Regions from separate parts of the Homo sapiens genome. Here region 1 is linked to region 2. The links are chromatin contacts, found by Hi-C or POLR2A ChIA-PET in ENCODE. All regions are on one chromosome and are shown on one strand. The core of a region is the stretch at or near the end of the contact, and the rest is flanking DNA. Distances in the headings are between cores, read along the strand shown.

Region 1 (3,776 bases), core at 771-3,270, 360 kb after region 2:
GATTAGTGTTACTCAGTGTTTATGAGGGTTGTTTGTCAAGGCAAAAATAAGGTACCTCCTCCCCACAAATTAAAGAATCAAGTTACAATCCATTATTTCATTTCTGATTGTTTTTCTTTGTATTAAGTGGGAAAGTGGATACTGGATAAAAGTTCCCCGAGCTAAAAGACTCCACATTAAAGGCTCCAATTAGCTATAAATCAGTTGTCTTTCCTACTGGGGGAGAACAAGAGAGAAAAGAGAGAGGGGGTAGTTAGGGAGTAAGAGAACTGGAAGAGCTTCCAAATTAAATTCTGAAAAACGTACCTATTGCATACCTAAAATTTCTTTCAGAGGCTGTTAGAAAAATCCCATCAAAAATAAGACTAAAATCAAACCTTCCCAAATCTGAGGGTTAGGTCTTTTCTCCTGTGTAGATCTTCCATTTTAAGACCTTTAAAAAGAGCCTGAAGAGGTTAGAGACCCTCATAAAATAAAACTTCTAAGCTGCATGCTTTCCCTGCTCGTTCCTAAACCCAGACAAGTGCCACACATTGGCACTATTGTTATGCAAACAATGCCTAAAAGGTTATAACCATTAACGACCTCTCATTAAAACGGCTTTGAAAAATTTGTCACACCATCTAAAAAAGCTAGCAGGTACATTAAATCCATCTAAATCGACATTCAAAACACAAATCGCCCTGATTTGTAACCTAAAACTCAATGCAAGTAAAATCTCAATATTCTGATGTTGTTTCTTGTATATCTCATTCAACCACTAAGCCAGATGCAAACAATTTACTTCTCTACAAAATTTATCTTGTAAAAAAGCACGATGGAATACATCTTTAATCAACCTTTAACCATATGCATGTGCGTCTATGCGTTTGCGTTAATTGGGAGAAGTTGAGTGTAGAAATGTACCGAAAGGACTAGAAAATCAAACCAGAGAACTACAAAATGAACTCCAAGAAACGTGGTTTTCAATCCCATCTCTCTCTCACCACCTCCCTCAAAATGTTGTAACATTACAATACCCCTACGTTTGTAATCGATCATTTTTTTTCTATGTCGAATTTGTGGAAAGTAAATTCATTTTATATTAGGTAGCAGACGCATATTCTTTTTTAGGCGATGCAACAACAAAAATCCTGCTTAGCAAACCCAAGATGTCAACGTTCGTTATAAAAAAAAAAAAGTAAGTTCTTCAGTTCAAAACCGAACATGCTAACAAATATTAAAACTTTTTAAGTTTCCCAGGGAAACTGCCGCTGCCTACAAAATTCACATGAAACGCTGACGTTGGAGTTACTGTACTTATCAGTCAGGTTTCCGTGAAATTTGTCAAACCGGCCAGAGCGCTGGTGTCTTGACAATTCCTTACGGGAAAGCCCCTCAGCACCCTCCGGGCTGTGGAGGACCTGATTGGGACCAACAGCCGAGGGGCCCGGAAGGCGGAGGACCGAGAGGCGACGGCCAGGCTGCGTGGCCAAGCTGACGGGGAACCCCGGCCTCCATCTGAGGATACTAAGCGGTTCCGACGCCTTCCCCCGCGGCAGTCGGGACCGGGAGAATCGGACAGAAACCAGCCTCAGAGTCCGGGGCAGGAGCCGTTGACGGCTGCCCCTCAACGCTGCGCTTCGGGTTGGGTTAAGTCCCCAAGGCGTCCTCAGACCACGGCGGGGCTTCAAACGCCCCAGTCCCGAAGACAGGCAGGGGGTCCCTCTGCTGCGCCGGGATGACAGGCTGGCCCCGACGACCCCGGCCCCGTCCCGCAGCCCTCACCCGCTGAAGAGATCGGGGAAACCGAAGAAGGTTCTAGAAAGTCTCCGTGGACGACGGGCGCTGGGCGGCCGCTTACCTTGGTGTACTTAATTTCGAGATTGGGCGTGGGCGACGGCAGGAGGTGCAGCGACGCCATGAGGGCGGCGGGGTCGGCCTTCACCTCGCCGGGCATCTCTATCTTGCTGGAAGTCATGGTGGCGGGCCGGGTGTCCCTAGCCCGCGGCGTGGGGCAGTGCGGGCTGTGCGCGCGGTCCGCGGCCCGGGGGCGCGCTCGCCTGTATATAGGCAGGTGTCAAGCTGGGGCTCTTCTTATTGGACGTGAGGGCCGAGGCGCGGGGGGCTGGTCCATCCTACCTAGGACGCCCGGCGCAGCCTCCATTTACATAAAGCCCGCGCCGCGCGGCCGGGACGCTTGGCGCCCACGGTCAAGTCCGCCCGGCGCTCCCGCCCCCCGGCCGCGGAGACCAGCCCACGCCGCCTCCACAGTCCTCGACGGTGGGAGCGGAACTTGCGCCGCGGCCCGCGGGCCTCGGCCAGCCGGACTTGGTCTCCGGGTCCCTGGGTCAGAGTCGGCGGGAGGCGCACAGCGGCCGAAGTCGAGCGAGGGTCGTGGCCCCCGGAAGCGGAGCTGGCAGGGGCTGGCGGGGACCGGAGCGGCCCGGTGCTGCTTCGGAGTAGAGAAAGGCCAGGAAAGTCCAGGCTGCGGAGGGCGGCTCCCAGCTCGCCCACGTTCCCTCCCATCCCCGTCCCAGGACCCACCGAACCCCGTCCCCCTTCCTTTCCGGAGACCCGGGAGGGCGTCCTCCGTTCTCCTCCTCCGGGCAGGGGCGCCAGGCTCTCGGCAGCTACGCCCTCTCCCCCGACCCCCCGACTCCCCTCAGCCGGGCCGAGGTGCATGGTGGCCAGAGGGTCAGGGAGAGGTGGCAGTGGGTGCGAGTCCCCCTCGCCTCGGGCTCAGAATGAGGATCCCTGCGAGCGGGTCAGCGCGGGGCGGCCCTTGCCAGGCGTCGCCCGCCCAGTTGCTGCCCTCTGCCGGCCGGGACCGCCCGGGCGGCTTGCGCTGTGGCGGGAGGATATGGGCAGTGATCATCCCCGGCTCCTCCGAGGAGCTGCATGCTTCGTGGGCTCCTTTAGTTCTTCTCGGATCCCCTCTTCCGGCTGTTTCCCCTCCTCACCCAGCACACCCACAGAAACACTATTTTGTTTTTCTGTTGTTCCTTACACGCTAAGAGCTATCGTCCCGCCAGACCTTAGGCTCATTTTACTGTCCCTTTGGGATTGAGTTTCCATCTCCCCCCTAATCTAAGTGTTTCCAAAGTCTAACAAGCTGCCCTCTAGTCTGTGGATCGGCCTGCAGGTGTAAACCAAGAACCTAGAGACCCTGCCTCAGAATGGGCTTTGGACTCCGTGGACTAAATCAAGGCCGCATGGAAAGACCTGCATAAGTCCCTTCCCTTCCTTACTCCTCACTCCAAATGTAAGCTTGACAGGGGCCTACAGTGTTGATAAACGCTTTTTCTACACTACCAAGCAACACTGTGATTCTCGTCTTTTTGTTTTGTTTGAAGAGACAGGGTCTCACTCCTTCACTCAGGCTGGAATGCAGTGGCACCGTGACAGCTCACTGTGATCTTGAACTGGGCTCAAGTGACCCTACCACCTCAGCCTCCCAAAGTGCTAGGATTATAGGCATGAGCCACTGCACCCGGCCTGATTCTCATCTTAAATGCCATTTTTAGAGCCGCTGGAGTCCCATTTCTTGGGCGTTAAGAAAACATTAAGCATCAGCCAGAAAACATCTTTCCTTAGATACTTTGAGTAACTAAAACTGCCTAATGCTCAGCGCTCAGATGCTAAGCAATAGTGAAAACAGACAAAAATATTTCATTTTAGTATTAGGTTTATAGAAATAAGTTCCAGCCTCTCAGAACCCAAAGTGACCTGGGTGAATCGTTTTCATGGAGAAACTACAGACCTTAGCTTGGGCAGTCGAGGGATCTGTACTCAGG
Region 2 (4,058 bases), core at 879-3,378:
GCCTCCAGCTGGGGTCCAGGGGTGGGGTGAGGGAGGCTTGCGGGGTGCTTATCACTGTAAACCAAAAATAAAATTTGAAGGTCCGCCCTCAACCGTCTGAATGGACTTCCTCCTGTAGTCCAGGGTCCTCCAAATTTAACCTAAAAGACTGGCTTAGGCCATGATGGGAAGCTGAGGTCAGACATGCCTCATTATGCCCTTCTTTCTTTTAGAATCCAGGAAAAGCTACACAGCATTTAATATCAACACATATACCTTGAGTCTGATAAGAAACACAACTTACTTTCTCTGAAGCCTGCTAACTGGAGGCTTCATCTGCATGATAAAATTTCGGTCTCCACAAGTTCTTATGCTAACCTAGACATTCCTTTAAATCAATTACCAATCAGAAAAAAACTTAAATTTACCTATAACTTGGGAGCCCATCTTGCCCCACACCCGCTCTGCTTTGAGTTGTCCCACCTTTGTGGATTAAGCCAATGTTTATCTTAAATGTATTTGATTGATGTCTCATGTCTCCCTAAAATGTATAAAACCAAGCTGTGCACCAACCACCTTAGGCACGTGTTCTCAGGATCTCCTGAGGGCTGTGTCACGGGCCATGGTCACTCATATTTGGCACAGAATACATCTCTTCAACATTTTACGGAGTCTTTTTTTTTTTTTTTTGTCAGTACCACAGACAACCACCTGACTCGAGGACCTTACCTATTTCTCATTCAGCCAATGCTGCAGCACGTTATTAACGTCCTTGAAAGCAAGTCTTATACAGAGAAAACTTATTTTGATATATTAATGAATCTGATCAGAATGGACCAGATTGGGGGGATAGATAAATGGTTGCAATTGTGCTCCCTGGAATAGCTTTGGAGTTTACCTAGATCTTCTGTCTCTTTAGGACAGAGCTGCTTGTGTTTATATAGCATCTTACACAGGATTGAGACAACTTCAATTTCCTATATCAAAAAATCGGGGGAGGGCGGTGGGTTATGGGGGTGTTCAAACCTCCCAAGTGACATCTGCTGTGACTGCATGTCTTCCTACTCTTTCCACTGGGATGCACCTCTGGTAGCTGAACTATAACGAGAAGGTAAAAGCTGTGTCCAATACCTATTAAGCTGCCTTCTTCTCAACAGCTGGGGAGGTGGCGGGGGTGGGGGGGGGCGGAGGGAAGTCTTTTCAACAGTTTTACACATTTGGAAATAGGCCTAAAGTGAAGAAGGGGATTTTCAAATTGGTGTGTTGGAAAAGGGGCTGGGCTTTTGAGTTTGAAATCTGGTGCTGTCACTTACTGGTTTTGTGCCCTGGGAATATTTATTTCAGTTTTCATGCCTCTGTTTTTCTATAGGCAAAGTAGAAAATTCGAAAAGGTCCTCAACGAGTTTGTACAGCTGCTCCCACTCCCTCATCACCTCTTGTGGGCCTTTGGAAATGTATGTTGGAGGAGACATTTTGGATTGTTGCAATGACTTGGGAGTGCCATAGCACCTAGCAGGCAGAAGCCAGAAACACCAAATGTCTTAACAATGCTTGAGGCGGTGCTACAAATGAAGTCCTTCTCCAAATGCATTGAGCCCCAAGAAAAATCGCTGATTCTGAGGAACCTTCCAACTTTAACAATTTCAGGACGTCCCTAAGCTGAGCTAGGAGGCACCACGCACAGGCCGGAGGCACCACGCACAGGCCAGAGTCTCCCAAATCCTGTCCCGCACTCTCTCCCACCTTATTAATGGCCAGCTCATCTTTCAAGTTTCGACTTGAACCACTTCTCAGAGATATCTTCCCAGGTGCCCATCCCAACGTTACTATTATATCATAATTTGATTCTCCCTCCCCCCATCCCCCCGCCAACTCTGTAAACCCCAAGTATAACACAGGACGTTGCTATTTGTTGACTGACACATAGTGCTTGGTGAGGTCACGCTGGCGCTGAATACTTTTTGTATAAACCGACGAACAGCTGATGACCGCATGAATGCTCACACAAGGGGAAAGGGCGCCAAGCCAAGGAGCCGGCGTCATCCGACGTAACTTCCGCCCTTTAACGCTCCTGCGGACGCCCCCTTCTCCCAGTCCGTGTTTGTTTCCGGAATTTCAATAAAGCTCGATTCGGCTCGAAGAAGACCCCGTTCTTCCGGGAAAATGGCGACTCCCGCTCGTGCCCCGGAGTCACCGCCGTCCGCGGATCCGGCGCTAGTAGCGGGGCCTGCCGAGGAAGCCGAGTGCCCGCCGCCGCGCCAGCCTCAGCCCGCGCAGAATGTGCTCGCTGCCCCGCGGCTTCGAGCCCCAAGCTCCCGAGGACTTGGCGCAGCGGAGTTTGGTGGAGCTGCGGGAAATGTTGAAGCGCCAGGAGAGACTTTTGCGCAACGAGTAAGCTGGGGTCCCGCGGAGTCTCCGCCAGGCTCCTTCAGCTCGAGCTCCCTGGGCGCTCCCCTCCCCTCCCGCACTCTGTTCCCTTCCCTGGAAGGTGACTTTGACTCAGTCACATTCGCTTCAGTCCTACGGGCGAGTGGACGGAGGGCTTGCTGCGGCAGAGCCGTGCCTCTTCCTGGCCAGGCACGTATGCCTGCGAGGATAGCTCGGATTGAACGGCTACCTGGCGTTGCAGGGAGTTAGTAGCCCCTGGTCGGTTTTATTTACCCGGGGACTGTGGTGGTTCCATGAGTCTGCTTTCTAAACCCTTTTGTCGCCCGCACCCCTAACCCATAACAGATTGTCAGCTTCATCTCTGGATTCTAAGCTTACAGGAACCGTAGGAAATGGGAAGAGTGGGATATGAAGAGGGGTTTATTAGGCCGGGAAAGTTCGACCCTCATTCAGCTGGCTGGTTGAACGGATTTTAGCAAGGGAGCCACGTAATAAAAGTGATTTTGTTTTTTAGGCAGCTTTGTTCAGCAGCTTGTTGCAAAAGATGGTTTGAAGGAATAAAAAGCAGAAGACAGTAGAAGGATATTTTCAGAGAGACTTCCCACGAGACACTTGTAAGAAAGTGAGCTAGGAAGGGATTGGGAGAACTTTTAAGCATGGACTAATTTAAATGCAGTTGACAGAGATGGCTGAAGTTTCCAATCTATATGGAAGACCACTAGCAAAAATAGGAAAATTCAGGGAGAGGAATAGATCCAAGGTTGATTTTACTTAGGGTGTGCAGAGTTGAGAGGAGAGCAGGACAGACATTTGGTTAATCGAAAACCAAACACTTAAAAGCTGGAGAAGTAGTCATGAGGCTCAAGAAAGAGAGAACCCTGGAAAAATACAGAAAACAGGAATTTCAGCTGTAGAGTGTTGTTAATAGTTGAAATTGTGGGGATGAATGTAGTGTCAAAAAGAACAGAGGACTTAAGGTGTAATTTTTTCTTTCCATTTATTGTATAGTTAAAGAAAAGGGAATCAGAAAAGGAACTCTGTCATCCAGCAAAAGGGACAAATAAATAATTGGTTGGGATCAAGACATGTGTTTTGACCTTGTGAGAATAGGTTTTGAATGTATAGCAGTGAATTAACTTTTTGGTCTCAGGACTCCGTTATACTTTAAGAATTATTGACATCCCAAAGAGCTATTTTATGTGTTGTATCTAGCGAAATGTATTTACTTATCAGAAATACGTCTGAAGTCTTTAAAACATAAGCATACACAAGCACACATTCTATTCTAGAACAATGATGTCATCACATGCCATGTAGCCTCTGGAAAACTCCACTGTACCCATGCGAGAAAATGAGAGGGAAATAATATCTTAGTATTATTATGAAAGTAGTTTTGACCTAATAGGCCCATCCCCACACTCCACCCCATCCCCAAATTTTGGAGATTGCACTTTAATGACTGCTGGTTCTTGGAATGTCTTATGTGATTATTATATGCTTAAAATACTTTTGCTGAAATTCTAATTTGCTGAGACAAATGAGGCATATATTCCCTATTCTTCCTGCATTCCCTTGTTTTTTGGGCTATTTGGATAATGACCATTTTAATTGTTTTATTCTTGTTTTGGGGCAGTTAGAAATCAGATATTTGACTTAAAAATCAGCTTTTCTTTCTTTGAAGATAATGCCTT

The links. Hi-C counts contacts between places; a loop is a spot of excess contacts on that map. ChIA-PET counts read pairs that join two places held with the same protein, here RNA polymerase II (POLR2A). Pooled maps may share reads with other maps.
Region 1: a pooled map shows a loop between it and region 2 (2.5-fold over the local background). The contact joins the promoter of ALDH1A2 here to the promoter of POLR2M in region 2. A Hi-C loop is called at or near these places in 1 of 50 pooled maps. POLR2A ChIA-PET finds 5 or more read pairs at or near these places in 5 of 52 experiments (Caco-2, HCT116, PC-3 and 1 more).

The regions. Positions count from the first base shown.
Region 1 is chr15:58,063,691-58,067,466 of GRCh38, forward strand. ALDH1A2 (aldehyde dehydrogenase 1 family member A2) reads right to left here and starts at 2,021. Exons shown (of 13, transcript NM_003888.4): 1 at 1,844-2,021. The coding sequence starts at 1,960. ALDH1A2-AS1 (ALDH1A2 antisense RNA 1) reads left to right here and starts at 1,535. Exons shown (of 3, transcript NR_147215.1): 1 at 1,535-2,052; 2 at 3,125-3,244. RefSeq lists enhancers at 1,039-1,558, 1,559-2,078 and a silencer at 2,687-2,876.
Region 2 is chr15:57,704,586-57,708,643 of GRCh38, forward strand. POLR2M (RNA polymerase II subunit M) reads left to right here and starts at 2,129. Exons shown (of 4, transcript NM_015532.5): 1 at 2,129-2,370. The coding sequence starts at 2,258. It overlaps GCOM1 (GCOM1, MYZAP-POLR2M combined locus), which reads left to right. Exons shown (of 17, transcript NR_104371.3): 14 at 1,349-1,787. RefSeq lists an enhancer at 2,024-2,243 and a silencer at 2,564-2,613.